7 separate regions of the Mus musculus genome follow, and all the other regions are linked to region 1. The links are chromatin loops, found by intact Hi-C in ENCODE. Cell type or tissue: left cerebral cortex. All regions are shown on one strand. Region 1 holds the start of Brd7 (bromodomain containing 7). Region 2 holds the start of Cyld (CYLD lysine 63 deubiquitinase). Region 3 holds the start of Nkd1 (naked cuticle 1). Region 4 has its middle 59 kb from the start of Cyld. Region 5 overlaps Nkd1 (naked cuticle 1). Region 6 overlaps Nkd1 (naked cuticle 1). Region 7 has its middle 28 kb from the start of Gm34846.

Region 1 (4,000 bases):
CCTAGCATACCACACACAAAGATAAACAACAAACCTTCCAGGAAAAAGCCATCCAAGAGTCCAACTTGTTGTTGGTTTTTGTTGTTGTTGTTGTTTTAATTTATGTGTGTGCGTGTGGCTGCATGGATCTATGTGCACTAAATGAACACAGGTGCCTAAAGAGCCAGGAGACACCCTGAAATTGGAATTACAGGTGCTGTGAGCTGGTGGATGGGGGTAAGTACTGGGAACCGAACCCAGGTCTTCTGGAAGAGCAGCAAGTGTTCTTAACTCCTGCATCTTCTCTCCACTCTCAAGTCCACTTCTGAGTACAGTAGAAAGGATCGGTTAGATTCTTTCTTGAGGAAAAAATGAGATTTTTATAAAATGTATAGGCCACTAGAAGGCTAAAAGTGCAGTAAAGACACTTTGCACTGTGTGTACTAACTAATGAAAAGGATTGTGACTCCAGTTCAAGCCTGGATTTGAATACTGATTCTACATCTGACCCCTATCTTATTTCTTTGGGCATCCATTTCCTCCTCTATAAAATGGGAATATGAATATTACCTGCTCTTGCTATTTTGTAAAGTTGTCTCACACACACACACACAGAGAGAGAGAGAGAGAGCGTGCACTTTATTTCCCTAGACATCTCTGCACATGCAACAGTGAGCTCTATTTTTAGATAGCATGTTACTATGTAGCCCTGGCTAGTCTGGGATTCAGTCCTCCTGCCTCAACCTGAGGGCCGGGATAGGCCAGCACAGCCATGCATGCATGCACCATCACACCCAGCACAAGCAGATCTTAACGTGGCCCATCTGGGTAAGTGCCAGTAGACAAAATTGTCAGTGAGCCACTGCCCAGAAGGGCTGGGCATCCAGAGATAAGAGAACAGGAACGGCACTGATGGGGGTGAGAAGCAGACAAAACAGCAGGCAGCCTGTGCCTCCCTGGGGAGCCAATAGCTGCAACCCCACCACCTTTTCGGAGGCAAGTTCTAGCTAATTTCTAGACCCTTAGCTTCCTTTTCTTTCCAGTTACTTTAGCATATAAATTGTTTTTTAAACCACAAAGAAAAGCATAAAAGTAAAAGAATCCACCCCTATACCGTCCTGGTCACCTGAAATAAAGTAAGCAGTACTGTTTCCAGCCTTTGAATCCAGACCACACCTTCACTTCCGGTCTCACTTTTGAACAACACTGCTGCACACTTGGTGCGTTTCATTTAGTTAACATCTTGGAGGCTTTATTCTATCATGAACAAGCCTTTGTTTTTGTTTTGTTTTGGTTTTTTTCTGTATGCATTTATTTATTTGTGCAAGAATATATATAAATGTAAACATTAGAGGACAACTTTCAGGAGTCGATTCTCTCCTTCATGTGGAACCTGGAGAGCGAACGGAGATCGTTAGGCTTGGCAGGACCCATATTCTTGGGTCTGCCCGATCCTGTACAGATGGAGTTCAATAATATTGCTAAAGACAAGAAACAAAAGCCAAGGAAAGTTAAAAGGATTCAGGAAAGCAGGGAAGAGCGTCGGGGATGGAAAAAGAAAGTCAAGACAGGCCCCGCCTCTGAGCCCGCCCCCCAGCCGCAGCCCCGCCCTCCACCACAGGCTGCAGCGCCGCCTCCGGCCGCCAGGGGCCGCCACGCGCCGCAGACCGCATCCCGTCCGCTCGGCGGCCTCTCTTTCCCGCTGGTTTGCCGGCCTCTCGCCCTCTCGCCACTGGTGTCGCGCTTCGGTCGCGTCCCGCGCGTGGTTTTTTTTTTTTCTCGTGAGGGACCTCGCGCCGCCGGGCGCGTGCCGTCCCCCTGCCTCGCGGCGCGGGCTCTCGCGGGCCCCGCTCCCGCCCTCCGCTCGCCTGGCCCGGACCGGAAGCGGCGCCGCACGGCCTGGGCCTGGCGCGGGGGGCGGGCTCTGGGGCCCGGTCGGACATGGGCAAGAAGCACAAGAAGCACAAGTCGGACCGCCACTTCTACGAGGGTGAGGAGCGGCTGGCCTGCCTGCGGAGCCGCGCCGTCCCCTGCCCGCAAGGCCCCGACCCGCGGAGATCGCCCCCGGCGGGGCGGCGTTCGACTCGGGCCTGCCGGTCCCGGCGGGGGTTCGTGGGGCGCTGGGAGGTGGGGCGCCCGCCCTCGGCCGGCCCCGGCTCAGCCCCGCGTCCTGCTCTTGTTTCAGAGTACGTGGAGAAGCCCCTGAAGCTGGTCCTCAAAGTCGGGGGGAGCGAGGTCACCGAGCTCTCCACGGGCAGCTCCGGGCACGACTCCAGCCTCTTCGAAGACAGAAGCGACCATGACAAACACAAGGACAGAAAACGGAAAAAGAGGAAGAAAGGCGAGAAGCAGGCTCCGGGGGAAGAGAAGGGGAGAAAACGGAGAAGAGTCAAGGTAAAGGGGGCTTTGTTGCTTATGGCCCCGGGCTCCAGTTCCCAGCCTCCTTAGCCTGTTCCAGTGCGACACCCAGACGTCTGGGAAGTCTGGCTTTGTGGAGGAGTGAGACAGACCAGAAGCCTGGGTCACCTGGGCGCTCAGCAAGTCTTGTCCCAAGTGTCCTCTCGAGCACCCGTGCTGTCCCCACACATCCTGTAAGCAGCCGAGTCCTGGTCTTCCGTGACTCCTTCAAAGGCTGTTTTTTTTATAATTGTCTTGGAAGGGTGAGAAGTCACTCACCGGAAAGCCTGGGAGGTTTGTCAAACGTAGCTGTTCTTCAGAAGTGAAGGCGATCTACAGGTGTCCCAAGTGTTCTCCTGAAATAAGTTATTTTAATGACAAATGGAGCTGGCGCGGCGTGATGGCACGTGCCTGTGATCTCAGCGCGCAGGAGACTGCGGCCAACCTGTGCTGCTTAATACAAAATAAGCAACCGTTTTCATTAACTAGAAAAGAGTAAGTAGCTAATGTCTTGATTTGCCAGGTAGGTTGAATAGTGCGGGTTAACTTTCTTCTCAAAGGTGAGTCCACCCATATCTGGAATTGCCCTAGAATTCTGCCCTTCCAAAATGTTAGCTGCCTGCCCTCAAGTGCTTACTAAAATGCGTTAGTACTTTTTGAAAGTCATCCTTTCTGAGGCTTAGTTTTAGAGTTTTTCTTTGCTTTATACAGTCATTGATGAGTGGCCAAGCCTTAGAGATTGTCTCTTTAAAATGTCTTAAATTATTGGGGGGGGGGGGAGGAATGTTTTAAATTTATTCTTTTTTGCCCAGAATTTTATGACCTTTAGCTTGACTATGGCAATAGTCACAGTCTTGGGTCAGGCTGGCTTATATTTTCATTTCCTAAATTACAAAAGCACACAGGCATGAGTCTTTGTTTTAACTGAGAGTTTTGAAAGTGAACATGTAAATTGTTTTACCTATGAGTTCGACAAGGCTTGTCTTGATTATATTCGTGGGTATTTGGGCATCAGGTATGCAGCTGGCCTAGAACTCAGTGTATGTCCGTCATTCTGGTTTTCCTTTTGCTGGGATTATGCATGTGGGCCACCATCGCTGGCTGAGAAGCCTAAGAAAAACTTTGAACAGGTAGATTTTGGTATGCTTTTCATATTTAAAAATCCTTGCCCTTGGGTAGACTTCTCATACAGATACAGAGTTTGAGTCAGAACAGAAATTTAAATTGAAAGATATTTTCTCTCAGAATTTTAAAATTTAGGACATGGGGTTAAGTGCATGTAGGTACTTGTGGAGCCCAGAAGGGGGTGTCAAATTCCTTAGAGCTGGAGTTACAGGCAGCTGTAAGCTGTCCAATGTAGGCACCAATTCAGCAGACTTTATGTCTTTTCTGGCTGCTGGTCAGCGCCCTGATTTAGCCTGTGACCAGCATTTGCTTTCTTGGAACTTTGGGATTGCCTCTCTCCTGCATCGTCACTTTACAGTAGATGCTGTGCTTTCAACTCAGGTGTTTAGTGACTGGAGTACCTCTCTGATCACTTTCTTCCCTCTAATGTTTTTATTCTCTGTCTTAGTTTTTTGTGTTGTTTAGGAGAGAACTCAACTTTATCTTCTGAGCTCAAGAA
Region 2 (4,000 bases), 330 kb before region 1:
ACAGTATAAACACCAGGAGCAAAACACTAAGTATAGATTGATGGGCAGGATAATTACTGCTCTTTCTTCATGTATTAAAGACTTCCTTAAATCACTTAACCACAGTTTAGGTATCTTCTGTTTAATATGTCATTTTTACATAACAAGTTCCTGGTCTTATCAGCTCATCTCAAAAGTTTCCAGTCCAAACAAGGCTTTTTTTTTTTTTTTTAAAGAATACCTTAAAATTTTGCAGCAGAACATTAGAGAATGTTCTGGGTACTGTCAACATTCAAATTACATGAACTTCACTAAGAATTTCCAGCAAATCACTTTCCTTCAATACTGTTCTAGTGCAAATCCACCCACTACCCAGCGGGGAGCAGCAGGCTAAATTCTTGGGGCCATTCAACCTACTTGAGGTATGAGGGGGTGTGCAAGAGACTGATGTTTGAATGCACGCCCTCTTGATGCCTGCATTCTTCTCTGGAGCCAATGATTACAAAAATGAGCAATCTTATTAGGAATCCCTGATTAGCCCCAACACAGACACACACAGACACACACACACACACACACACACACACCACAGCAAGGTATGAATGAATGCTCCTCTAAGGAGACAACTTTCCAGGGAAAATCAAAAAGAGGAAGGTGGCGGGGATAGTGGGGGTTGGGAGATTGCAAGGCTTGGTGGCTAGAGGATGACAAACCCCTAAAACATGCAAATGCCAAGGGGTGGAATAGAAAAAGATGCCAAGGACATGAATAACCTGGCAGCTGACCCAGATGAACTCAGTTCCAGACCATGATCATTCGCGACTTGGCGGTCTCCTCCAAGGCTGACCATAATAATAAAAGGAAAAACAAGGTACCTGTCTCAACAGGATGCACCTTCCAACTACACAACTGTGCAAAACCATCCTCTCTCCTCCCCCCTCCCTCCAGACCAGAGAAACTGAAAGAAAAAGCAGAACACGCCATTAGCGAGGCCAGACTGCTCTTCCGGGAGCGGAGCCACCAACACCCCACAAAACAGCACAGACGTGAGGTACCATAACCCGAGATTCTCCCTGCCTCCTGCAGCCGTTGGGAGCCAGGCAGGGTCCCGGCCTCAGTTTCCCCATCTGTCCACGACGGCGGGCCAGAGAGAAAGACGGAGTCCTGCACTGCTCCTACCCAAGCCCTGTGGTGCAGGAGTCCCGCGAGTCGGGAGCCCTCGGGCAGGCTGGAGGTGACAACCGCGGTTGACGTCAGAAGCTCGTCGGCCCGGGGCAGCTAACGGGCGGGCGCTGAGGCCCGACGGTCGCCTCCGCGCTTCAGGGCGCCTGAGGCAGAGCAGGAACACTGGGGACCTAGCGTCAGCCGCGCGGCCGCGCACACTCACCCGCCTCGGCCGCCGCTCAGCGCCGCAGCCCCGGGCTTCAGAACCAGCGTCCCGGGCCGGCCGGGCGCCCCACACCCACCACCCCAGTATTTACCTCAGGCGCGCGGGCCCCCGCGCAGCCGAACCTGCTACCTGGGCCCGCCCCCACCTGCCCCGCCTCCGAACTGCCCGCGGGGAGGGAGGAGCGGAGGCGGAGAGGGTAGATGCCGCGCTAGCCAATCGTATTCAGAGATCCGACCCTGCGTGCGCTCTGATTGGGTTTTCTTGTAACAGACCTTCCTCCAATGGCTGCTGGCAGGGTGCTGGCTGAAGGGACTTTCCGCTCGGTCAAGCTCGGTGGAGGCAAAGGGAAAGCGAAGGGGCGGGGCAGAGGAGAAAGGGTGGGGGCGAGGAGCGATGGCTGATTGGGCGAAAGGCCGCCAGTGTCATGTCACCATTGGCTGAAACCACGCCTGGGCGGGGCGCTGTGCTCTTAGCTCCACCCTCCTTGCGCGGGTCTTGTCTCTTGGCTTAGCTGTCAAAACTAGGGTGGGAAGCGATCCAGAGAAGAACTGAGAATAATTTTCAGAATTCCATTGAAAGAACAAAGCTTAGAATTACACCTAGAGTCAATGTTTTCTTTCTCAGTTTGTCAACATGTAACACGGGGAACTCCCAACCATCCTAAGCCTCAATTTCCTCGTCTGTAGAACGGAGGTGTTAGTACCACCTGTTTTACCGGATTATTGTGAAATGCTATATAGTATCTCCTAACAGTAGACTCTGTACAAACTGAAGCTCTTTCTGTCCTCAGATGGCGTCTGGGACACCTGCTGTTTTTTTAAACTTCTGTGGCCATCCTCTCCAAGGGTGGAGAGAGTCTCCTAAGGATAAAGAAAGGCTTTCCACCCTCTACCTTACCCGGGACTGCATCCCTGGCCACCAGCCAGAATTAAGGGTATAATGAAGGATCTTTCAATTAGACGGAAGGATTCTGACTCCCAAAAGTGTTCAAAATATTTAAAGAAACTCTTTTTATAATCAGCCCCAGAGCCTGGCAGCACATGACTTGCTTCACTGGATAGTTCTCTTAATTAATTCCTTCTCCTTTGACATTTTAACTACTAATTATGGGAGAAGGTGATTAATACTGAGAAGGAGGGGTGTGTGTGTGTGTGTGTGTGTGTGTGTGTGTGTGTGTGTGTGTGTGTGTGTTTAATCATGACACAAATTTCCCCAGTGAAGACTACCATGTTTCTGAAAATCCAAACAATGAAAACCACTAACACAGAAGCAGACAGACACATGGGTGATTGCTAACAGTATTAACTCACAACTCCTCTCCCTGCTGAAATCAACCATGATGAAATTGGTATCTTCTGAAAACTGAAGCCTCAACTCTTTCCTGTCTTTCACTGGTATACATATATCCTGTTCCCAATTTCCCAAGCTCTAGCCACATGATATAAATCAATAGTGACACACAGTGGCCTTAGACAACAACATTCCCCTATAGATCTGGATTCTCCCATGACACTGGCATGATTCAGAGATCCAATCTGGCTGTGTGGGAGAACATTTTGCTTGGCCCCATCCAACAAGGAAGAGGACAGAGTTGAGGAAGTAGACTTGGGAATCTTTTAGTGGGTCAAGCAGACTTATTTTCTCCAGATTGTCAGAGTCCTTCCCCCACTCTGTTTTCTCTCCTCAGATCCTTTCTCTCATGCTCATTGTCCTTAGGCTCCTGGAGATGTGATTTGCCGCTCCTGGCTGAAGCATCTTTATGTCCTTTCTGATAGTGACATCTTGTATAGTTGAATGCTCTGCTTCAGTAGGGTTTGCCACTGCACTATCAGTAACCATGTACCTCACTTATCCCCACCCCCACCCCCGCTGACACATGCTCACTGAATCAGGATAAGGGCCTGACTTCATCCAAGATCACCAGCTCATCCAAACCTTACTTGCAGGCTCTTCTTAGTCGCCATTCCAGGTCAGTCGGTACTGGCTGCCTAGAACTGAGCTGCCTAGAACGATGCTGAAGCTGTGCGTTCAGGCTCAAGAGATAAAATAGCCGCCATGGTCTGACACACAAAAATGATGTTATTGTCATACTAGATACTATTTGCAGTTCTTCATCTTTCCGGTGTCTTGTTTTATGGAAGGGAGATTAAGGTCCAGAGAGGGAAAATAGTTTCCCTCAGTTACACAGCTGTTTCTTCGCCTGAGTTTAAGTGGTATCTCTGACTAAAGTGCTTCCTAGGCCTCCACAATCTTCCCTTCAAGTAAGGCCCAGCCCAAGTGCAAACTCTACCAGCCATCTTTTCAGATGACTCCAGACCCCATTGATAACCTCTTGCTTCCCTGCCCTCAGCCTGTCCCACCCAACCTGGGCTTGGCTCCATGCAGATCAGGTTAAGTAGCTGAGCAGCTACCAGGAAACACATCTAAGTAGAGAACAGGAATGCCTGATCTGCCTTCCTGGGGAAGGGGAGAAGAGTACTGCCCCCACCCCCCACCCCCCACCCCCCGTGTTCCGTGTTCCGTGTTGACAGCTCAGTTACAGTTAGGAGAAGAACAGTCTAAGAACTCTGAGAAGGGAGAGGTGCACTCCGAAGCAGCCTGAGAAGGGCTCCTGCAAAGTAAGAGAGCAAT
Region 3 (4,000 bases), 160 kb before region 1:
CCACTTGCTCCCACAGAACACCTCTAGCCTCAAGAACCCCCTGGGTGAAGAAAGAGGGTGCACCCAGACCACACTACAGAGAAGCCCCCTCCCTCTCAGGGCCACACTAAGGGGGCAGCCAGGTCTCAGTGCCTCCAAACTCTACACTCAGATGGCAGATGGCACTGATGAATGCCACAGACACAGTTGGAGGTAGCCACAGATCCTGGGCCAGCAGAGCCCTGCCCTCTACCCAGACACTCCTGTCTGCCTTTAGTCTTAACCCCTCCCTGTGGAAAAGCTGGCCACAAAAGCAAAGTAGAGGAGCCCCCCCAGCCCCCGACACACACACAGAAACACAGCATAGTTTCCCCACCCCACTGGACCTGTATCATCGCCTCCCTGGCACTTCCTCCCCAAGCAACCCTCTGTGCCCAGCTGGGCAGGAGACTGGTGCCCACTTGATCGACAAGGGTCCTCCAAAGCATAGGGCACAAGTAGGGCTAGTGGGGCACACAGTGGCTGAGAAGGGATTTTTGGACTTAGAACAATGTGCAAGCGGGATGCTAAAAGTTGGAGTAGGGGGAGATCCTCAGACTCTCCCCAAGGCTAAAAGGGGTGAAAGGATGGAACGGAGTGGGGGGCCATACCCGAGTGCCTCGACCAACAGTGCCTGCCAATCTCAGCTGACGGGGTCCTGAGACGCTGCCTGGACAGCGCTGCCTCCCGATCCACTCCTCGATGCCTTTCCTTGCCCAAGCAGCGCTTACAGCAAAGCTGTCACCTGAGGCGGGAAGAACACGAAGACATTGAGTCTGGGCCCCCCCGGCTGGCAAAAAGTTACCAGAGAGTGAAGGGAAGGAGACAAGGCGGCACAGCCCGGAGAGTAAAGACTTGGCAAGAGGGTCAAGCACCAGACGGAGCAGAATCCAAAAGAGCGAAATAGCCAAGGAAGGGGGCTCGGCGAGATCCTAAGTGCTAGGAGGATTCAGAGGGTGAAAGGGAGGAGGCAATATACCCTGACTGAAGGAGTTCGGGGATCAGAGAGGAAGGAGCGCGGGAGGCAGGGATTGCGAAGGAGAGAGATGAGGGTCAGCAGAGAGGGTGCAGTGAGACCAGAGACCAAGTTCTCCGGAGTAGGGGCTGGCGACTAGAGGAAGGCGCAAGATCTTGGGGAGCTGAAGGGAAGACGCCGCCGCCAAAGTGGAGGGGGTTAGGGTCAGCAGTGGGAGCACCGGGCTGTGGGGAACGGGTAGGAGGGACAGAGGGGCCCCAAAGAGCGCTCCCGGGGCGGGGCTGGGGGCTGAGGCAACCCTGGTAATGAGATCCAGCGGCAGGGCGGTCCGCGCCGCCTCCCTCGCGCCCCCCGGGCTGGTGGCCCGCACGCCTACCTTCCGGGCTCTCCCTGCGCTTGCACACGGCGGCTGCGGGCACATCGCGCGCGGCGGCGGCGGCGGGAGCCGGAAAGAAAGGAGAGGGAGAGTTAGCACCGGCGAGAGGACGCGGGGCCGCGGCCGGCGCGCAGGCGAGGACACTGACCCGGCTTCGAGTGAAGTTTCCCCATGCTGGGGCGCGGCGGCGGAGCGTCCTAAGCCATGCGTCCGGCCGCCGACCCCGCGCCAGCCTCGCTCGCCTCCTCCTCACAGTCCGCGCGCCGAGCGCAGCCTTAGGCGGCGCCGGGACGCGCTCCTGCCGCCGTCGCCGCGGCCGGACTGACGCCCGGGCGCGCCGAGCCCCCTGCCCGCCGCCGCGGCCCCGCGCCTCCCTGAGCGCCCATTGGCCGGCAGCGGCCCATCAAAGGCGAGGCGGACGCGGCGGGGCGGGTAGAGGCGGGGCCTGCGGGTAGGGGCTGGCCGATGGGCGGGACCACAGAGGGCGTGGCCTGTGGGCGGGGAGGGGTGGAGCCTCGATGGGGAGGGGCTTTGGGTGTGCTGGGCCCCAAGCCCCCCGTGCGAACCTCGGGGCCTGAGTCGGGACCGGGCGGAGGCTTTGGCCGCTGGGTGGTGGAACAGCGCTGCCCTCGCTGGTGACACTGAGACTTCCCTCTTCTCTGCATTTCCTCGAAGCTGCCAGAGTGGGACTGGATGGCTCGAGTTCACAGGTGGGGAAACTGAGGTTATAACTGGCGACCTCAGATGCCCTAGCATACGTGTCTACTGCTCTCCCATGGTGCTGTCCCTTCCCAGACTTACAGTGCTCAATCCCTGTTTTCAGCTGCCTGCCCTTTTCTTTGACTACTCTGGGTTTTGGGTTTGTTTGATTTTGTTTTTTGGGTTTTTCTTTTTTTTTTTTTTTTCCCATTTGGGAGTCCAGTAGAAATCAACTGGACACCTTGCTGGCTAGAGGGAGTTCAGGCCCACTCCTGTTAACAACAAGTGTACAGGAACCCCGAGCTGTCCCCTTGTCACTCGCAACTCTTCTTCGCCCATGGGCTCCTGAGTGCCCAACTGGGATCGGGGCGAGCTGCCAAGCTATGAGGCCAGGAGCGGTGAACCGCCGGATCTTTGATCTTTCTTAGTTTCCGTTTCCCCCTTCCCCCCTGCAGTTCTGCAGACCCCAAGGGCCTGTTTGTTTTGTCTGGGGAGGTCTCTGCAAAGGGGAAGGCGACTTAAAGGCTTCCACTATATACCTTTGTGGTCCTTAGAAGGACGTTCTCTGCTGTCCCCGCGCTAAGCTTATCCTGGTATCTGAGCCTGGGCATGGGAAAGAACCAGTTCTGCTCTTAGAGCTAGACTCACTGCTTCAGCCTCAGTTTTATGATCTGTACAATGGAGACTTAGTTCTCCTCATTTTTTTAAAACCTGCTCCCCTGTGCTGCGATACTCAATATAAACAGGTGACCTACAGTGGTTGGTCGTTTTTAGACTTACAAGTAAGCACTTTGTGGGAAGGGATCTGGGAGTCAATCCCAGAGCACTGCTTTGACAAGCCGGTGCTAGGCAAGCAAACACTGTGATTGAGCTATGTCCTGAGCCCTAGGCGCTACAATTTTTAAAAAGTTAAACAGGTGTGTCATCCAGATGGCTCAGCTGCTAAAGTTGCTTGCCACCAAGCCTGAGGATCTGAGTTCCATCCCCAGAGACCACATGGTGAAAGGAATGGCCAACCTGCTACAAAATTATCCCCTACACACACACCTCCACCAAAAAAAAAAAAAAAAAAAGTAAGTTTCACATTAAAAGTAAAGGGCAAAGTTGGTTTGACTCAAGATAGCAAAAATCACATCAATACTTAGTAAGATGTCACGTTCTTTGTTTTCCACTGTCTTTAAGGTCTGGTGTGCATATTACACTTGAAACACATCTCAAACAGAAGAGCCACACTGCAAGAGACCTTGGCATGTGGCTGGTGGCTGCTGTGCTGTGAAGTACGACTCTGAGCACCTCCTTGTCTCAGAGGACAAGGGAACCCGGAGCTGTGTGACCCTCTGAAATTCTTCATCCCTCTTCTTGCTTATATACCCTGTCTGGAGGAAATAAAAGCTAATCTAAGCACACCCCTAAATCTCATGTGGCATGCCTTTATCCAAGTATGGCTGGGACCTCACAAAACAGCAAAATAATACTGTTTCTTTGTTTGTTTTGAGTCAAGGACCTTCTACCAGGTTAGCCTGGAACTCACCACGTAGGCCAGGCTGATCTTGGAATCGAAGCGATGTTAGTGCTTTAGCCTCCCTGCAGACTGGGATTGTAGGTGTGAGCCACCACACTTGGACTGTTGTCAGCTGTGTATGCCACATCTTTAGTGCCTGTTGGATTTCTGTGCCCTCAATGAAGGCTTTTGTACTTGTAGAAAGGACAGATCCTGCTAGGTAGCCTCAGAGAAGTAGGGTTACCTGCCCAAGGAGTTACCCATCATGCAGCTGATTCATGATCTAGTTGAGAACCAAGTTGCTTTGCTGACGTGCATTTCACTACCCCAGGTTTCCAGCACATTCCAAGCATAACATCTGGAAAGAAAGAATAAGTGCCAGCTGTGTGGTAGGCATTGTTCTAGCACTTCAGTGAACAAGTGGAACAGT
Region 4 (4,000 bases), 390 kb before region 1:
TCCTGGCCCTTGTGCGCATGTGCAGCTTAAGAGCCTTGATCTGGGATGCCTCGTTTTGTCTGTTCATTTTGTTTTGCTGTTGTTTGTTTTTCCGCACAGGGTCTCTCTGCATAGCACTGTCTGTGCTGAAACTCTCTCCGTATTCCTGGCTGACCTTGAACTCGGAGAACGACCTGCCTCTGCCTCCTGAGTGCTGAAATCGAAAGCAGGTTCTGCCACCACCCAGCTTAGGATGCCTGGTTTTAAAGCCCAAGGTCAGCACCTGGCCAGCCGATCCCTGTCATTCAGGCAACACTCAGCACGAATTCCAGGAAGAGGTCCACCTCCACTGAGGAACCTTAGAGTCTGAACCTCCTCTGCAACGCTCATCCCAGGGCAAGAAGAGCTCACCGATTGATCCCGATCCAGCCCTGCCTCTAACTCCCTGAGGTCCTGGGTGGGCTTATTCCCAGGTGATGGTGTGTCTGTTTAATAGAGCCCTACCAGCAGGAGAGAGATCGAGCGGTAGAATGTGACAGCCCAGTGACAACTGCAGACTCCACCTCCCTCCATGTGCAAGGCTACAAACTTCCTTAAAATATCAGGAAGTTTGTGGAGGCAGAAGCCATGGATACAGGACTTGTCTCTTGCCTTCAGGAGCAAAGGGACCCAAGGCTCATGTTGAAAGATGTCCCTAGGGAACCATGTGGCCTGATTGCAGGACAGGGTTATGCAGAAGCCCCACATAGGAGACATACTGTGGTCAGTGGCATGACATTGACAGAGAAGAAAGGAAAACACCTTCGAGGTCCTTTTATGAAACTACTGGTGACCCCAGAGCCAGTCAGCACACCTAGGGGCCTCCCTTACCCATGGGCTTTCTACAGGTGGGACCTGACAACACAAGCAAGCACTTTCCTCCAATTTTAGGGTCAAGGCCATGTGCTCTCTCTCTCTCTCTCTCTCTCTCTCTCTCTCTCTCTCTCTCTCTCTCTCTTTCTCTCTCTCTCTCTCACACACACACACACACACACACACACACACACACACACGATCCAGAGGAATGATCCAGAGGAATACTCCAGGGTCTATTTCTCCACAGTATATCAAGGTTCTGCACATCCAAGTTTCTCCAGTTGGCCCCCAGTATAAACAAAGTTGCCAGGATCTTCCAGGTTACCCTTGGGCAGGTGTGCAACCACTAATTCCCTCAACATGGTTCCTACTGGCACATGTGCTAACTACGAAGTTTGCAGAACATGGAGGCTTTTGGGTCGTGTCTCCATTTGTGAGTGGTTATCCAGCATCAGGAGCTAAAGAAGCCAAACAAGAAAAGCCAGCAGCCCAAGAAGAACCAGATCCCCAGCCACCAGAGTAGCACCGGGAGTTCACTGATGGAGACCTCAGATGCCAGAGCTGAGCAGGACAGTGCAGAATGAGGCCCTGTTCCCGTGTGGAGTACGTGCTGGTGCTCAGAGAGAAGCCATGAAGAAGGAGGTGAGATCCCTTATAGTATCTTTGCTGCAAAGCACTGTCGTTTGTTTATGGCGAGCCCTAATCAGGACCTGAAAATGAAGCTACATGCTTCCTTCCTCACCCAGAAGCAGAGCAGGGGTCAGAGAAGGCTGCTGGAAGCTGGGCAGCCTATGGTGGCACTACAAGGGACAGCAGCAGTAGTCACCTGCAGGAACTCCTCTGGCACACCCTGCCTGACCCAGGGGTCCTGTCTCACTCACCTGATGCATGTCTCTAAATGAGCATAGGGAGGCATGGAGCCCCTGCTAGGGCTGCCTGGAAGTTCCCACGGGCACAAAAAGCAGAGTATTAGCATCTTTTCCAGATATAAACTCCAGGTTTCCCAAAAGATAAAAAGTGTTCTCTGACATAGCAGGAATTAGCATACAGCACACCTGTATACAGCATACAGCTAAGAAAAGAGAGATGGTGTGAAACGCCATCCCAGGGCCCTGCTCTGCAAAGCTGGTTCTGTCCGTTCTGCATAGGACCTCCCCACCTGCCTTTCCCCATCACTCGGGGGCAGGTGGTCCAGAGACTCCGATGAAGTGAGCTGCAGGGGACATTTGTGCAACTGGTGACTTTAGGTTTGAGCCTAGACACACACATCAGTGGTTGTGATATCAGAACCTGTTCTTTTCCATCTTTCTTCGCATAAAACAAGATTCATACTCCACCACCAGCCTTACCGTGTCCTCCCAGGAGATGGCACTATCTCGTTCTAAATGTGGCTTTAAGGTGCCTGAAAACTCACGCTGGAGTCAGAACGAGGGCAGAGCCAATCATGAAGGAGGACAGTAGCAGCAGTCATGGCCATCACGCACCATCTGTCTTTAAGTTACACGAGGGACGCTCAAGCCCTCCCGTATGCCATTTGTAATGGGCCACGTATCCCTGAAGGTCAGGTTTGCTTTCAACACCACCTGCTGCCTTCCACACATAAGTCTGACTGGGACTGACTACTTGGGAGCTATCAGATACTGTGTCATAACCTAAAGTGCCCACAAGGTGGCGCTCCTGCACTCAGAAGGAGACGACCTAGGAAATACCAAATCTTACAAAACAGTGAGGACTTGTACGTTCTGACCAAGTGGGGGCAGAAGGGGTGGGCTAATTCGTCTTGCAATCCTATCTCTCAATTTCATGATTACATTGCTTCTGCTGCTGCTGGTGGCTACCATTTAGTAAGGGGTTTCTGAGCACCAGGCAGCGTGATAGGCACTTTACAAGCGTGGCTTCATTCAGAGTTTATTTCTGGAGAAGCTCTGCGATGTCTCCAAGAGCGTGTGTCATGAGGCTGGGACCTCTTGTACTTTCTCAAAAGGACTGACAGCTATCCAGTTCTGGCTGTATCCATAATAGTGAATAAAACAGCTTATCTGCCTAAGAGGCTAACAATTCCTTTCCCCATTCAGCAAATGTTCGAGCACCTACTTTGTGTCAGGCGCCAGTGGAAATGCTGAGAAAATGGGAGTAAAGAATCAGAGACGGCCCTGCTCCTAATTCTGAGAACACAGCAAACCAGATCAGAGGAGTGCAGGGGAGAAGGGGAGCCTAGGGGGCATCGGAGGGGTCTGTGGTAAGCAAGAATAGCAACAGGGCTCCTGAGAAGCAATAAAGATTCAGGAGTGGACAGCAGTGAGCTAGGTCTGGAAGTTAAACTGAAGCGGGAGAGGTGGTTCAAACCTGTAATCCCAGCACTCAGAACACTGAGACAGGAGGACTACAGCAAATTCAAGGTCACCCTGGGCTATAAAACAATACCCTGCCTTTAAAACAACAACAAAAATACAGGGGAGAGGGAGGGAAACCTGGAGGATATGTTTACATTGACAACAAAAACAGCCTCTAGAAACTTGGCCCTTCCTAGTTGCATATCTATTTTATGATATCTATAACAGCAGTGGGCAGACTTTTCCTGAAAGTAGCCAGAGAGTAAATATTTCAGGCTGTGCAAGGCCTTCAGGTTTCTGTCACTGCTCTACAACTCTGCTGTTGCAGGACACGTGGGTATGACTGTGTTCCACTAAAATGTCACTTGGGCAAACAGTATCAAGCTAGACTTGGTCCCCACACAGTGTGCAGAACCCTGGTCTGGATTCTAGCATTCAGTGTGGACATGCTCTGCCCTTTTGGGAAGAATCTTTCTATGTCTCTTTCCAATTCTGGCTGCTGAGCTGGTACTTTGGTAACTTGCAAGCACATGGTGTGGATGTTTATGCTACAAGACAAGCACAGGGGACCAACAGGGTTGTTCCTCATGTCCCTGTACTCTACCCGCTCTATTCCCATCCTCCCAGCTCCCAGCCACTGCCTTGAAGACCTCTCCCAGTGCTTCTCTGAGGAGACTGCCTGCTCGGTAACAGTGCATTTGTCTACAATACAATGTTTCCTATTATAATCTCACTCCATGACAACCCACTGAGCAGGCTTGACCCTCTGGAGCCAGCAGACCCACAGAGCTGAGAGGCAAACTGTGGGTGCAGGGTCAAGGCCTAGCTACATT
Region 5 (4,000 bases), 210 kb before region 1:
CTGCCCAGCAACCCCACCCCCTCTGAGAGCCCATCCAAGTTCCGTAGCATCTGGGGCTAAGATATCCCCCAAAGGCCAGCAAAAGATACAGTATGACTCTTCATAGTAAGACTCCTCTGCCTGCCACACAATGTACATCCCCTGGAAGGACCAAAGGAGCACATGCAGGGGACCCGATGTCACTACAGTGACTGAGTAAGGAAGCACGAGGCACCCAACAGGCCAGAGAGCATACAGAACAGATGCCCTGGTCACTCACTGGAAGGGGAAGGAGTGACTTTAGTCAAAACCCCAGCCTTATCAGAGTCCTTCCAATTCCCAAGGATGAGATAGTGGTCCTTGGGCTCCATGGGGGCTGATTCCAAAGACACCCAAATCCTAGGACTCTGGAAGCCCTTAGGTAAAACAGCACGGTATCTGTACGGAGCCTAGACCCCTCCCTTGGAGTCTTCCAGCCATCTCTAGATGACTCGTAGTTCCGACAAGTGCAGCTGTGGAAGCAGCTGTCACACTGCTCTGTTTAGAGAATAACAGCCAAGAAAAGAGTCTGTCCTTGCTCAATACAAAGGTTGTTTTTCCATGTGTATCTTCTATGGGATGAATGGGTGGGTGTGGGACCCACAGAAAGAGGGCCAGCTGAACATGCACGTGTCACCCAGGGAATGAAATCCCGACTTAGCAAGACCTCGGATGATCCCCTACTTCCCAGAAGAGGGGTCTGGAGCTCAGACAGACGGAAAGGGTTGAACTGGTTGGAGAAGCTGGCAGACGAGGCTGGGATCTTCTGGGCCAGGAGGAGTCCATGGTCTCCTAGATCCAGGAAATCTGGGGTACCCAGCCCCCAACAGCCCCAGTGGCTGGTTGCTTTTCTGTGGCATATCCAACAGAGATGGGATAACCAAGGCAGCTCACCATCTGGCCCTCGTCTCTAACTTCTCAGTCCCCCAGGCTTCTCTACCCTCAGAATCCACTCATGAGCACCATAGGCCATAGGTGCTAGGAACTGCCCACTCAGGCTAATAACGAGGGACATTCAGGCCAGGAGACAAAAACAGTCACCATCCAAGGGCTAAGGAGATGGAGACAGACAAGGCTCCCCAAAGCACTGGCAGAAAGTCAGTGACAGAAAGTCAGAGAACCCCCTCCCCCAGGGAAGAGGAACCCAAGTTCATTCTACCCCAGAAGAGTATCAGAACCAAGATCTCAGGCAGCTGCTTCCAGAGCCAGGCGACATCTCTCTGCAAGCGTATAAGGCCCAGCCCTCAGCTCCTCCAGCTCTACCAGCCGAGGGTCACAGGTAATGGATCCTGGGTCTCCTGGGAGCTGACGAAGACACCTGCCTCCCTGGCTGCATCTTGCCTCCCTTCCGGCCCCTAAAGTGCACCATTTCTGCCCAGATGGAGGTCAGAGAGAGAGGCCAGTGAAGGGAAGGTTGTGAACCACCATCTCTTGAGAGCAGGCTCTGGGACGACCCGGCTGGTTTTGTTCTGGAATTGTACCTGACATTCATTATGTGTGTGTCCCACCTTTGACTATTTCAACCCAGTGTTAACAAGAAACACTTCTGTGTTTGTTCCAAGTAGGTTTGCCATTCCGTGTTAAGCTGCATACATAGCTCCCTGGGAATGCGGACAATCTGTGGGCTATGGGTTGGCACATCTGTTAGGTGCTAGACAAATGTGGTAAGTGTGTTTTGGGTGGACTCTGGCTCTGAGAACACTGTCCCTGCCCATCCTCACACACTGCCACCTAGGATGGTGACAAATCCCAACTCATTAACCTGTTTACTGCAACAACTCAGGCTAAACTTGTCTCTGGCTGTAAAAATCCTGACACTTACAGACCAGGACCAAGCCAGAGCCTACTATAACTGGAATGTGAGACCTCTGCCACGCTCAGAGGCTTATGCCACCCTTGCCCATAGCCCCTCTGGTTTCCCCAGCTGGTTCAACTGTGCTGCTCAGAGGAGAGAGGCACCTCTCAGGCACTGGCAGGGCTGGCTTTCTGCCTAGGCTCACAAGAAACAGCCTCCGTGGCTCCAAAGACACGGAGTGGTGATTAAAATTCCTCCCCTCGCTCCTATTTTTATCTGCCTAGAATGTAGTCGGAGTGCTCCATGTGGCGCCCCCAGCTGGCCCCCCACAGCTAAGCATGCAGCCTGAACACCTAGTCTCCTGCTAGGGAGATGGACATCAGATATCAGGGAGGACCCCACGGGACACAAATGACCCTCAGGGATGGTGGCCTTGCCAACTTCTGGCATCAGCCAGCCACAGATTAACAAAGTACACTGCCCAGGCTATCAGTCGGCAAGCTGTGGACATTTGCATGCCACCATCACCACAACTTCCTTCAAGACAGTCCCAAGCTAAACTACTTGATACTCCTCCTCCTCCCCGCCCCTTACTAGAGTAGTGAGAGATAGAACCCAGGGTTTCTACATACTAGGCATTCTAACCACTGAGATTCCCAGTCTTCTTTTTAAATGGTCACTTTTTATTTTGAGATAGAGTTTCGATTGCCGGGCTAGCCTTAAACTGACATTCCTCCTGTCTTGGCTGTTGAGTAACTGGGATTACAGATGTGCAGCTGGCTAATACTCAAACTTCTCTAAGTATGTTAAATATTCTCATTCTCTCCTCTCTTCCTCCCCCCTCCCAACCCTCCAACCTTGCAAGAAGATCAGCGACTGCAGGGCTGTGAGTCCTCGTTACATTCAAGGCTTTTGAGGCATATCGTACATTAAACAGATATAGTCATTACAATGCCAGATGTCCACTACTTACCACCCCAAGTCCTACCCCACAGAAGAGTGATGCCCAGGCTTTGAGAATGGAAAGATGTGACAAGCCCCATTGGTGCCCCTATGGCAAGGCTGGTTCTAACAGGAGGAGAGGGAGAAGAGACACACAGAGCAAGACACGGAGGGATGCCCAGGCTCTTTTCATAGACAACAGCTATTACATTTATAATTCGATGTCTATGGACGGAGAAAAGAAGGCTGAGGCGGGGAACAAGCTCTAACTCAAAGGTGGTAAACTTGTATGCTTTCTTATGGTGAATGTCAAGAGTTTGAGGCAGATGTCCTGGGCCAGGAGAGGCTTATGCAGAATAGTCAGGGCGTAGACCTAGCCCAAGCTCAGCGCCCAGGAGCTTACTGGCATGGGAGTACAAGGTCATACAGACTAAGGACCAAGGATGATACAACGAACATTGACTGAGTGTGACAGCTACCTCGTCCCATGCTGAGCCTGGTACCTCCACTGAACCTTCCTCAGCATGGGGTCTGATGCCTGCTGCTGTCCCAGCATGACACTCTAGAGTCACCATTGTGTGCTATGAGACTCCATGCAAGCAATGTCCCCTGACTGCTCACCGGTGTCCCCAGCTGCTGTTACAGGGAAACGACTTATACACAAAGCAGTGAGCTCACATCTGGAACAGTGGCTGTGACCTTCTGCTCCCTGGCTCCCAAGGGGCCTTCGCTGTCACCCACTACACTCTCCTCTCTGAGGTCTTCAGGGATCAGGCAGCTGTGCTGTCCCAAAAGGTATATGGTCAGGCTGCTGTCCTTCCTAACTCCTAGGTTTCCCTGCCCTTTGGCTGCCTGTCACATTGCTCACCTGCCCAGCTACTGGCCTACTGCTACATGGCTGAGAGTGGATGACGGAAGCGGTCAAGAGTACCTGAACACCTCTGACCACCTGGCAGCTGTAGCGGCTGCTCTAGTGTCCTCCAGTCTGCTGCCAGGATACAGCCCATGTGCCTTGCGGGGTAAGTTGGCTGTAAGCCAGGCCACTTGTGGCAGGTGGCACTGTCATCTGTTAACCTGATCACAATGACTCTGCTGCCCCCAAGCTACCTTGTGGAGGGGAAGGAGGTGTGCTCTGACCTAAGACAGTAAGCAGTGAGGCCAGGAGCTGGGAGAGGGGAGATCAGAAGCCAGGGTTCCCCACTCAGCCTCAGAAGTGAGGCCCTAGAAGTGAAATGTACACATTAA
Region 6 (4,000 bases), 220 kb before region 1:
CTCCTTCCTTTGTCCTCACCCGAGGTGGACATCACCCCCTCTTTCTTTCCTCATGTTTACTCTCTAGAGAACTGAGTGGCTTAGACTGTCCTCTCTTCCCTTGCTGGTCCATCATGATGTCCTAGCTCATCAAGCCTCCAGGATATCCCCGGTAACCAAATTAGTGAATATTCAGAGCACCCCAGCCTGGACAGGGCAGAAATAAACAGTAAGCCTGGAAGACATGCTGCCAGGGTAAGACTCCTTGACACCCTGTGCCTTATCAAAGAAGACCTTTCACCCCTACTGTCCCCTGATCAAGTGCAGGAAGAGGTGGCAGAGAACCCACAGAAAGCCATGAATGCATAGGGTCAGAGCCAAGGGCTAGGATTCTGGCAGCCGGCATGGGATCTGCAGATGACTTCTCCAAAGCAAACCAAGGCAACCTGTATTGTAGCCCAGCAGCTGAGCAGAGCATCTCCACCTGGCTACGGCCCCTGGCATCAGGGCTAGGCAGCAAATGCTGCTCACTGCAGGCCACCCAAGTCATCTACCCAGGGATCAGAAGGATGCCATGCTGCCAAGGAGGGCTCTGGTGGCCAAGTCTTCACTCGGCTGCTTGTCCCTGCTTCACCAGCTGCCAGTCTGAGACATCTTTCAAAGGCACCCCGAGCAGACTCCAGCTGCCAGGGAGAGCCACAGCACGGCGCATGGCCAGGGAGACGGGAGAACGGGAAGCACAGAAAAGGGAGCAGAGGAAGGAACGCAGTAAGATGTTCCAGTGCCTAAGAAGCATGTCTGGGCGATAAAGAACAGGATGCCAGGAGGCCTTGTGAGCTGCTGGGCCTGCAGCCCAGCTTTCCAAGTGAAGTTTAATGAGACATGTCACACGTACTAGTCCCTGGCTGCTTCTGCTGCACACAGGAGAGCTGTATCAAGTCACCACAGCTAGGAACCGTCTGGCCCTTCGCGTATTGCTTAGGTGAAGGCAGCCCTCCGATCCTTCGCAAGCGAATGCTTGCTCGATAGGGCACAGCCTGGAAGTTACCTGTGACTGGCTGTTCAGCTAACTGGAAACCCTGTGCGGGACCCAACCTGCTCAACCATTCAGAGTGGCCACAGAAGGGAGAAAATGTCATTTCTACGTCCTTAAAATTGCTTCTTAGCCCAGAAGACGGTGAGGGGCTGTGTTATGGGGCTCCTGCTCTCTGTCCATCTCACACCGAGGCCATGGCCAGCGAGCAGAGCTGGCTGGCTGACTTAGCAGAAGAGTCTCTCTAAGCATCAGCTCCAGCCTGGCTGCTCTCCACCCCCCAGCCACTGCCAGATTAAATGCATTACTTGACCATCTTCACCCGGCTCCCTTTGAAGTTCCTTTCTCAAGCTTCAAAATACCTTTTGGAGGGAGATCAGACAGCATTAAACAGAATTACTAATTAATTAAGCAAAGTTAAATTTTAAACACTGTTTGTTGTGTTAGCCAAAAGCCCGAACAGAACAGACTTCTTTCCTCCGCTGAGATCAAAGACAGCCTCGTTCCCTCTCCCCTCCCCCAGTTTAAAAAAAGGAGAGGAGGAGGAGGAGGAGGAAGAGGAGGAGGAGGAAGAGAAAGGGAAGAGACTTGGGAACCAGGGAAAGGGGGCAGCTGTGATTAGAACCTGGATTCCCAAAGCATCCCAGGGCCAATAGGAGGCACCTCTGGGATCACATGCTGTGAGAGGTCCCCATCACTTTCTGGGGACTGTTTACCCTGGCAAACAGCAGTGACCTAGAGAGCAGCCTGGCACAGCCCACCCAGCCTGAGCACTGACAGCTGGCGCCATCTAAACAGCAGGGGGAGAAGAGGACTTGGAAGCCAAGTGGGCCCTCCTTATGCAGCAGCTCCATCCGAAGCTGCAAGGGTGCATGCTCACCTAGGGCTCTTGCCCCGTGGCTAGGGTCACTTGGGGTCATCTGAAGTTGCTGGGAGAGAGGCTTTGAGAAGCACACTGTTCAGTTCCAGAAGTGTCATGCGTGTGGCACCAGAGATACGTGCAGCGTATTATTTCTGACATTTCTCACACGCATGAGAGGCAGGTGTGGAAGGAGGAGTACTGAGCTGTGTCTCGTAATTGGTACAAATGCATCCATGCTGGCAGGACCCGGTCTACCTCCATTCAATCTGGCAGCCTATCCTGCTCAGTCCCAGATGGGGCCCTCTGATGACCTACCGCACAGCAGGCTCCATATCTGCACAGACAGAACTCTAACTTTCTGGAGGCTGGTCCCGCTAGCTGCGTGGGGCTGGCGCATCTATTCATCTCTACAGAGGAGGGTTCTCATAAGCATGAACCCAGCTGTGCCACGTCCTACACACAGGTATTGGTAAGCTAAGACAGACAGATGCTATTAGTCCTGGCTTAAGCAACTTGGGGACCTAGTGTAGAAGGAGATGGTTGAAATTCAGAGCAAAAATTCAAACTCAGGGGACAGTAGCCAATGCTAGCTTATTTTAACACAACCCACAAGAGCCTAGTTAACAGCAAGCTTGGATAAAAGCAAGAAGCTGTAAACCCGGCTATGACCAAGGCAGTAAAGATGCAGGTAAAGTGCAGAAATGACCGTCAAGAGTGTGACACACACCTTTTCTACCTGGAGAGCCAGCAAGTCTCCAAGCAGACACGATAGAAGACTGGGTACAAGCTGGGGTTTCCATGCTGAAGTCTGGATACACGCCCTAACATGCTCCTGATCCCCTGCAACTGTCCACACAAAGATATCTGTGACAAATATTCTGGTCTGAGGGTGGCTTGCCAGGCTGTTTCTGGGCCTCCAAGCCTCCAGCGAGCAGCTGTCAGGGGAAATGCAGATGGATTTTAATATTAGCCTATGCCAAAAATAATTAGGAGGGTAAATCTGCGGCCACGAGGAGAAAGATCGTGTGTGCATTCCAGGCCAAATGGTTTCTTGCATGATTGGCACAGGCCTCAGGAGGAAAAAGGCTCCAGAGATGCACAGATGTGCCAGCCTGGCACTGCCAGTCAAGTTGGCAGGTACACGTGTTGTCTCATTAAGTCCTTGCTAACACAGAGTACAAGTGTCACCATTTGCATTTCACAACATTGGGAATGAAGCTTTAGAAGCTACATGGAAAGCTGGATGTGGTGGCACACTCATGTCATGCCAGGCAGGACTGTGAATCTGAGCCCTCCACCCCAACCTCACCAGGCTATGGAATCAAGACTCTGTCTTAGAAAAAAGAAAAAAGAAAAAAGAAAAAAGAAAAAAGAAAAAAGAAAAAAGAAAAAAGAAAAAAGAAAAAAGAAGAGGAGAGGAGAGGAGAGGAGAGGAGAGGAGAGGAGAGGAGAGGAGAGGAGAGGAGAGGAGAGGAGAGGAGAGGAGAGGAGAGGAGAGGAGAGGAGAGGAGAGGAGAGGAGAGGAGAGGAGAGGAGAGGAGAGGAGAGGAGAGGAGAGGAGAGGAGAGGAGAGGAGAGGAGAGGAGAGGAGAGGAGAGGAGAGGAGAGGAGAGGAGAGGAGAGGAGAAGAGAAGAGAAGAGAAGAGAAGAGAAGAGAAGAGAAGAGAAGAGAAGAGAAGAGAAGAGAAGAGAAGAGAAGAGAAGAGAAGAGAAGAGAAGAGAAGAGAAGAGAAAAAGGATGTATTTTTCACAGCCTCTATCTACCCACACCATTACACTATAGTCAGGTCTCACAAGCCTAGAGTTTTCCTGGTTATAAAAGTGAGAGCAGAATTTCTGCAAAGAATCCCATGACCCAGAAGCCATGCCTTGCTTGAGACAGCCCCACACATTCCGCATTCAAAGGGGAGAGAGCTTAGGGGTGGAGTTTTGTATCATTGCTCAAATTTAGATGAGAGGGAAGTTGGGCCAAGTAATCCTCCCTGACAGGAAAGAAGCCAGGAGTGTCACTAATGTACCCTTTCATGGGTAGACATTCCTGATGCTCCCCAAAACTCATCTCAGACTTTCAGGGACAGGGGACAGAAAGAGATGGAGAGGGTGAGAGGGTGTGTGTGTGTGTGTGT
Region 7 (4,000 bases), 90 kb before region 1:
TTTGCCCGCTGTGCCCCCCTACCCCCAGAAGCCCTGCCAGACATCCATTTCTCCATAAACCACTCTGAGCCGCATCCTGTTCCCCAGTTCTTTTCCCTCAGTCCCCCATCCTCAGTCAAGTCAGCGCCTCCCCTCTTACCTTTTCTCTCCAAGACTTAGCCCTCCCTCTGCCCTGGACATACGCCTACTCATCCTGCATCACCCCACTCAAAAGATTCCCCTTTAAATGGTAGTGACTTATTACTTTGCAAGGTCTCTGTGATCCCACAGACTGGTAGCTCCACTTGGAGCCTACTAGTTAGCTGCTGGTTACCTCTCGAAGCTTCTGTGAGCCTCCATTTTCTCATCTCAAAAATCTGTCCTGAAGTTCCAGGACAGCCAGGGCTACACAGTGAAACCCTTTGTAGAAAAAAAACAAAACCCAAACAAACAAACAAAACAAAACAAAACAAATCTATCCTGCTGGGTTGTGAGAAGAGTCTAAGAGTCTACCGTGAGCTGGACAGATGGCTCAGCAGTTTAGAACACTTGTTGCTCTTGTAGAGGACTTGGGTTTGAGCCTCGGCACCAACATGATGGCTCACAACCATCTGTAACTCCAATTCCAGGATATCTGACACTTTATTCTGACCTCTGCAGGCACCATGGTAAACAGACATACATGCTGGTAAAACATCCATATTCATAAACTAAATAAAGAAGCCCAAAACTGTTTTTAATGTTTTTAAAGAGTCATTTGTAAAACCCAGCCTAGACTAACAGCAAGCAGGGGTAGCAGACCCTCAGTTCCCTGTGGAGCCCTCTGCCCTTAGGAACCAAAGCTTCATCACCTAGCCTGGGTTGCCCTCCTGGCTTCCAACCTTCTGCTGGTTTCTACCCAACTCAGTAAGCTTCTATGGGCTTCCACTTGCTGAGGCAGGCCACAGATGTATTCCGCAGATGACAGGTGGCTAGAACCTGAAAAGGGCTAGTTACCCACATGTGTGGCAGACAGACAGCTAGACAAAGCACAGGACCCTGGGGCCACAGACTTTACAGGGCCTTATTCACTTCCTCTCTGTCCACTGCTTCCTGCCAGCTTACAGAGTTCCTGATGTAGTAGCCTGGTTCCTTGGTCAATGTGTGGGATGTCGGGAAGGAATCTGGGAGATGAGGTGCTAGGAAATGGGTTGTGGGTCGTAAGAGTTGTAGAGGGTGAGAAGATGCCTGATTTGGGTCCCTGGCTGAGCCCCTTACCAGCAAAAGTTCAGTGGTAGGGCAGGGAGGGACCATGGAAGGCAGAGGAAGAACAGAGCTTCCTGAATATTCTCCGCCACGCTGGACACTCATTCCTCCATCTGGAGAGCCAAATGCCACACCAGATAGAGCCAAGCCTCTTTAGCACAGGATGTTCATTTGAATGCGGTTGTCTTAGGTCTGAACCCCAGGCACACAGGCTAAAGTGAGAGAGCTCAAAGACACCATCGGCTTGTGCTCCCAGCAGAGACCGGCTAGAAAATGGGGAAGACCCTGGAAAGGGCAGGAACATTCCAGTGTGAGCCTAGACATGGAAGATGTGTGGCAGAACCTGATGATCCTTCAGGCTCTCTGGAGAGCCACTTGTCCCCATACTGGATGAAGGAGGGGAACTGGGCTGGAGTCAGAGAGGCCCTCAGACTGCAGTGTGGACAAGTGGGGCTACGTGAGATCCAGCCGTGGCTGGCCTGTGCTGACTCTTAGCAGCTCGGGAAGTGGAACTGGGTGTTCAGAACTGATGAGAGGATCTGAGAGAACCCATTGTGAACACACACACCTGCAATCCCAACACTAAGGAAGTCGAGGTGGGAGGGTCACCAACTCGAGGCCAGCCTGGAATGGGCATCAGGATCTTTCAAAAAGGGAAACACAAGAGGGAGAAGGAGTCTGGACTAGGAGTAGTATCGCCCACCCACTGCCAATCTAAAAATCTCTCCTTTGACCACCCACCATCCTAACACACACTTCTTGGAACAGCCTGGAAAGCGCCCCCTCCGGCAGTCCAGGGAATAGAATGTAAGGAGAACTCCATTTTGATCAAAACGGGGGGGAGGGGGGGCTTTTCTTCTCAAAACCGAGGCCCTACATTACTTCTCAAATGTGACTTCACCACTTTCCAGCTCTGTGTGTGTGTCTGGGAGGTGGCGCCCCTTTCTGAGCCTCAACTTCTGCAGCGGTAGAATGGGGCATGTAAAGGCTTTTGAACACGCATATTCATTTCACAGCGGTGAAGACTTTAAACTCCTCACTCAGTCGCTGGAGCCAGCACTGGGCCCCACCCCTGGCACCTAACTCTGTAAACAGTAGCTATTTTGATTTTGCCTCCGGCATTTTTCTGCCCAGACGCTAGCACTAGAGTGGACTTTGATTTTAGAGTCCTAGCAGTCACTCTCCCTTTGGTGTCCCTCCTAGGAGACCCCAGAGGGCCCCGATTTCCCCTTCTGGCTTCCAGGCTTCTGCTTCCACTGAGGACAGCCCCCTCCCCTCCCCTCCCCCAAGCCGGTCACTTCCCCAGGGAAAGAAAGGGTTGGATCACAGAGTGTCCCTTCTACCGGTTGTTCAAAGCTGCCGCCAGCCCCCGCACGGCTGGCTTGATTTGTTTCTTATCTTTAATTTTGTTTTAATCGGGTAGATCCCCTCCGGTTACTTTCCCCCAGAATCTTACGGCATCTTTGGAGCGGGCAACAAAAGCATTCTTTTTGGAGCCCGCAGGGGGCCAGGGCAGAACCACTTCAAAGAGAACGCAAAGCACGAGTCCGTCATTGTCCTCCCCTGCGTGCCTGCCCCCCAGCGTCCTGAGGCCGCCCTGAATAGGCAGGTACAAAGGCCACACGTTCAAAGTGGGCACCACACGCTCCATCAGAAGGCCAGCTTTGCCAGTCCCAAGTTTGCCTTCATCCTCACATACACAGGTCTCCCGCTAGGGAGGGAGCAGGCCTTGAAGTGGGGGCTCGCTTGCTCGCTCACTTGCTCGGCTCGCTCTCTCTCTCTCTCCCTCTTACCCTCCCTGCTTCCTCTTTTTCTCCCTCCCTGACCACAATTTACGATGCATTTTGAAGTGGCCCCTTTCGTTCAGCATCTCAGCTGAGCAAGCAGGTGCAGCCTACAGGGTGCAACCTGCTAGGAGCCTGGGTAGCTCTGGGTTCTGAGAAGCAGATGAGTACCTCAGCTCAGAGAGGCAAGTTCTTCTGGTAACTGTGTTCTGAGACTGGCCTAAGTAGGATGCTAACTAGAGCAGGCAACTCAGAGTTTTTCTAGATTTTTTTTTAAGATGGAGTGTTTTGCCTGCATGTGTATACAGGTGCCACCTGGGTGCCTGGTGCCCAAGGAGGTTGGAAGAGGAGGTTGGATCCTGAAACTGGGTGAGGATGTCAGAGGCAGATGGTTGTGAGCCCCCCCACCCCCGCCCCCCTTGTGGGTGCTGGCCCTGTGCAAGAGCAACCAGTACTTTTCCCTCCTCTCCAACCCCAAACCATCTCGGTTCTATAGAAAAGGAAACAGAGACCTGAGAATAGTCAGCTACTTGCCTTGGGCCCCACAGCAAGGCTGGGCAGGATTGAGTGTGTGCTTGATTCATGTCCGGCATTTCAGGGAAGCCCTAGAGGCATTAAGGTGCCAGTGGCTCACCCAATCACCAGGAGAAGATGTCCCAGAAAGAGAGAGCGCAGAAAACTGGGCATTCATAGGCTGTCTCTGAGCACAGTTTGCAGGGATAACAGTAGTGTAGCCGTAATGCTATCCTTAGTAACAATTAGATGCTACTGGCTCCCACTGGATCCAGTGTCTGAGTTGACTCAGTGTTCTTCATCTGAGGGAGGAGATGGAGGGAGGCTCAGGGAAGGTAAGTAGCTTGCCCAGAGCCACATAGGCAGTTACTGATACATTTAACAGGATATTACATGGCATTTGCCTTGAGTTCTGGTCCTTCTCACAGGCATACAGCAGCATCGTAGGGTCAGATCCTTCAGGGAGTGGAATGTGGGGG

Evidence for each region. A loop is a pair of places that touch in the nucleus more often than their neighbours do. Peaks named below come from ENCODE experiments on the same cell type or tissue, not always from the same donor. Only the 100,000 strongest peaks of a DNase experiment are listed, where the experiment ranks them.
Region 2: it touches region 1 in a loop (6-fold over the local background); 15 of 42 quality-filtered maps call a loop at or near these places.
Region 3: a loop joins it to region 1, with 7 times the contacts of the local background. A loop is called at or near these places in 11 of 42 quality-filtered maps.
Region 4: it touches region 1 in a loop (3-fold over the local background); 7 of 42 quality-filtered maps call a loop at or near these places.
Region 5: a loop joins it to region 1, with 2.6 times the contacts of the local background. A loop is called at or near these places in 2 of 42 quality-filtered maps.
Region 6: it touches region 1 in a loop (2.2-fold over the local background); 2 of 42 quality-filtered maps call a loop at or near these places.
Region 7: it touches region 1 in a loop (2.1-fold over the local background); 4 of 42 quality-filtered maps call a loop at or near these places.

Annotation. Positions count from the first base shown.
Region 1 is chr8:88,359,875-88,363,874 of GRCm38, reverse strand. Brd7 (bromodomain containing 7) reads left to right here and starts at 1,703. Exons shown (of 17, transcript NM_012047.3): 1 at 1,703-1,969; 2 at 2,165-2,373. The coding sequence starts at 1,921. In left cerebral cortex, CTCF peaks have their summits at 1,628 (motif pointing right) and 3,664 (motif pointing right); DNase peaks (open chromatin) are centred at 1,643, 1,883, 2,555 and 2,730; H3K4me3 peaks cover 2,259 bases; H3K27ac peaks cover 1,040 bases.
Region 2 is chr8:88,694,560-88,698,559 of GRCm38, reverse strand. It overlaps Cyld (CYLD lysine 63 deubiquitinase), which reads right to left and starts at 1,532. Exons shown (of 17, transcript NM_173369.3): 1 at 1,461-1,532. In left cerebral cortex, a CTCF peak has its summit at 1,837; DNase peaks (open chromatin) are centred at 438, 1,266 and 1,691; H3K4me3 peaks cover 2,195 bases; H3K27ac peaks cover 1,506 bases.
Region 3 is chr8:88,519,050-88,523,049 of GRCm38, reverse strand. It overlaps Nkd1 (naked cuticle 1), which reads right to left and starts at 1,706. Exons shown (of 10, transcript NM_027280.3): 1 at 1,519-1,706; 2 at 1,371-1,403; 3 at 630-763. The coding sequence starts at 1,543. It overlaps Gm35076 (a long non-coding RNA gene), which reads right to left. Exons shown (of 5, transcript XR_879058.3): 5 at 3,505-3,928. It overlaps Gm35162 (predicted gene, 35162), which reads left to right and starts at 1,929. Exons shown (of 2, transcript NR_168470.1): 1 at 1,929-2,080; 2 at 3,252-3,479. In left cerebral cortex, a CTCF peak has its summit at 1,984; DNase peaks (open chromatin) are centred at 1,419 and 1,844; H3K4me3 peaks cover 2,187 bases; H3K27ac peaks cover 718 bases.
Region 4 is chr8:88,753,836-88,757,835 of GRCm38, reverse strand. No RefSeq gene overlaps it. Among named protein-coding and RNA genes, the nearest start is that of Cyld, 59 kb to the right of the region's middle. In left cerebral cortex, CTCF peaks have their summits at 2,291 and 2,490 (motif pointing right); DNase peaks (open chromatin) are centred at 2,261, 2,491, 3,680 and 3,793.
Region 5 is chr8:88,566,081-88,570,080 of GRCm38, reverse strand. The region is part of intron 3 of Nkd1 (naked cuticle 1); the gene reads right to left. Among named protein-coding and RNA genes, the nearest start is that of Nkd1, 47 kb to the right of the region's middle. In left cerebral cortex, a CTCF peak has its summit at 2,134 (motif pointing left); DNase peaks (open chromatin) are centred at 536, 1,689 and 2,071; H3K27ac peaks cover 908 bases.
Region 6 is chr8:88,576,758-88,580,757 of GRCm38, reverse strand. The region is part of intron 4 of Nkd1 (naked cuticle 1); the gene reads right to left. Among named protein-coding and RNA genes, the nearest start is that of Snx20, 57 kb to the left of the region's middle. In left cerebral cortex, a CTCF peak has its summit at 1,820; a DNase peak (open chromatin) is centred at 711.
Region 7 is chr8:88,450,025-88,454,024 of GRCm38, reverse strand. No RefSeq gene overlaps it. Among named protein-coding and RNA genes, the nearest start is that of Gm34846, 28 kb to the left of the region's middle. In left cerebral cortex, CTCF peaks have their summits at 1,997 and 2,730; DNase peaks (open chromatin) are centred at 2,839 and 3,775; H3K4me3 peaks cover 227 bases; H3K27ac peaks cover 100 bases.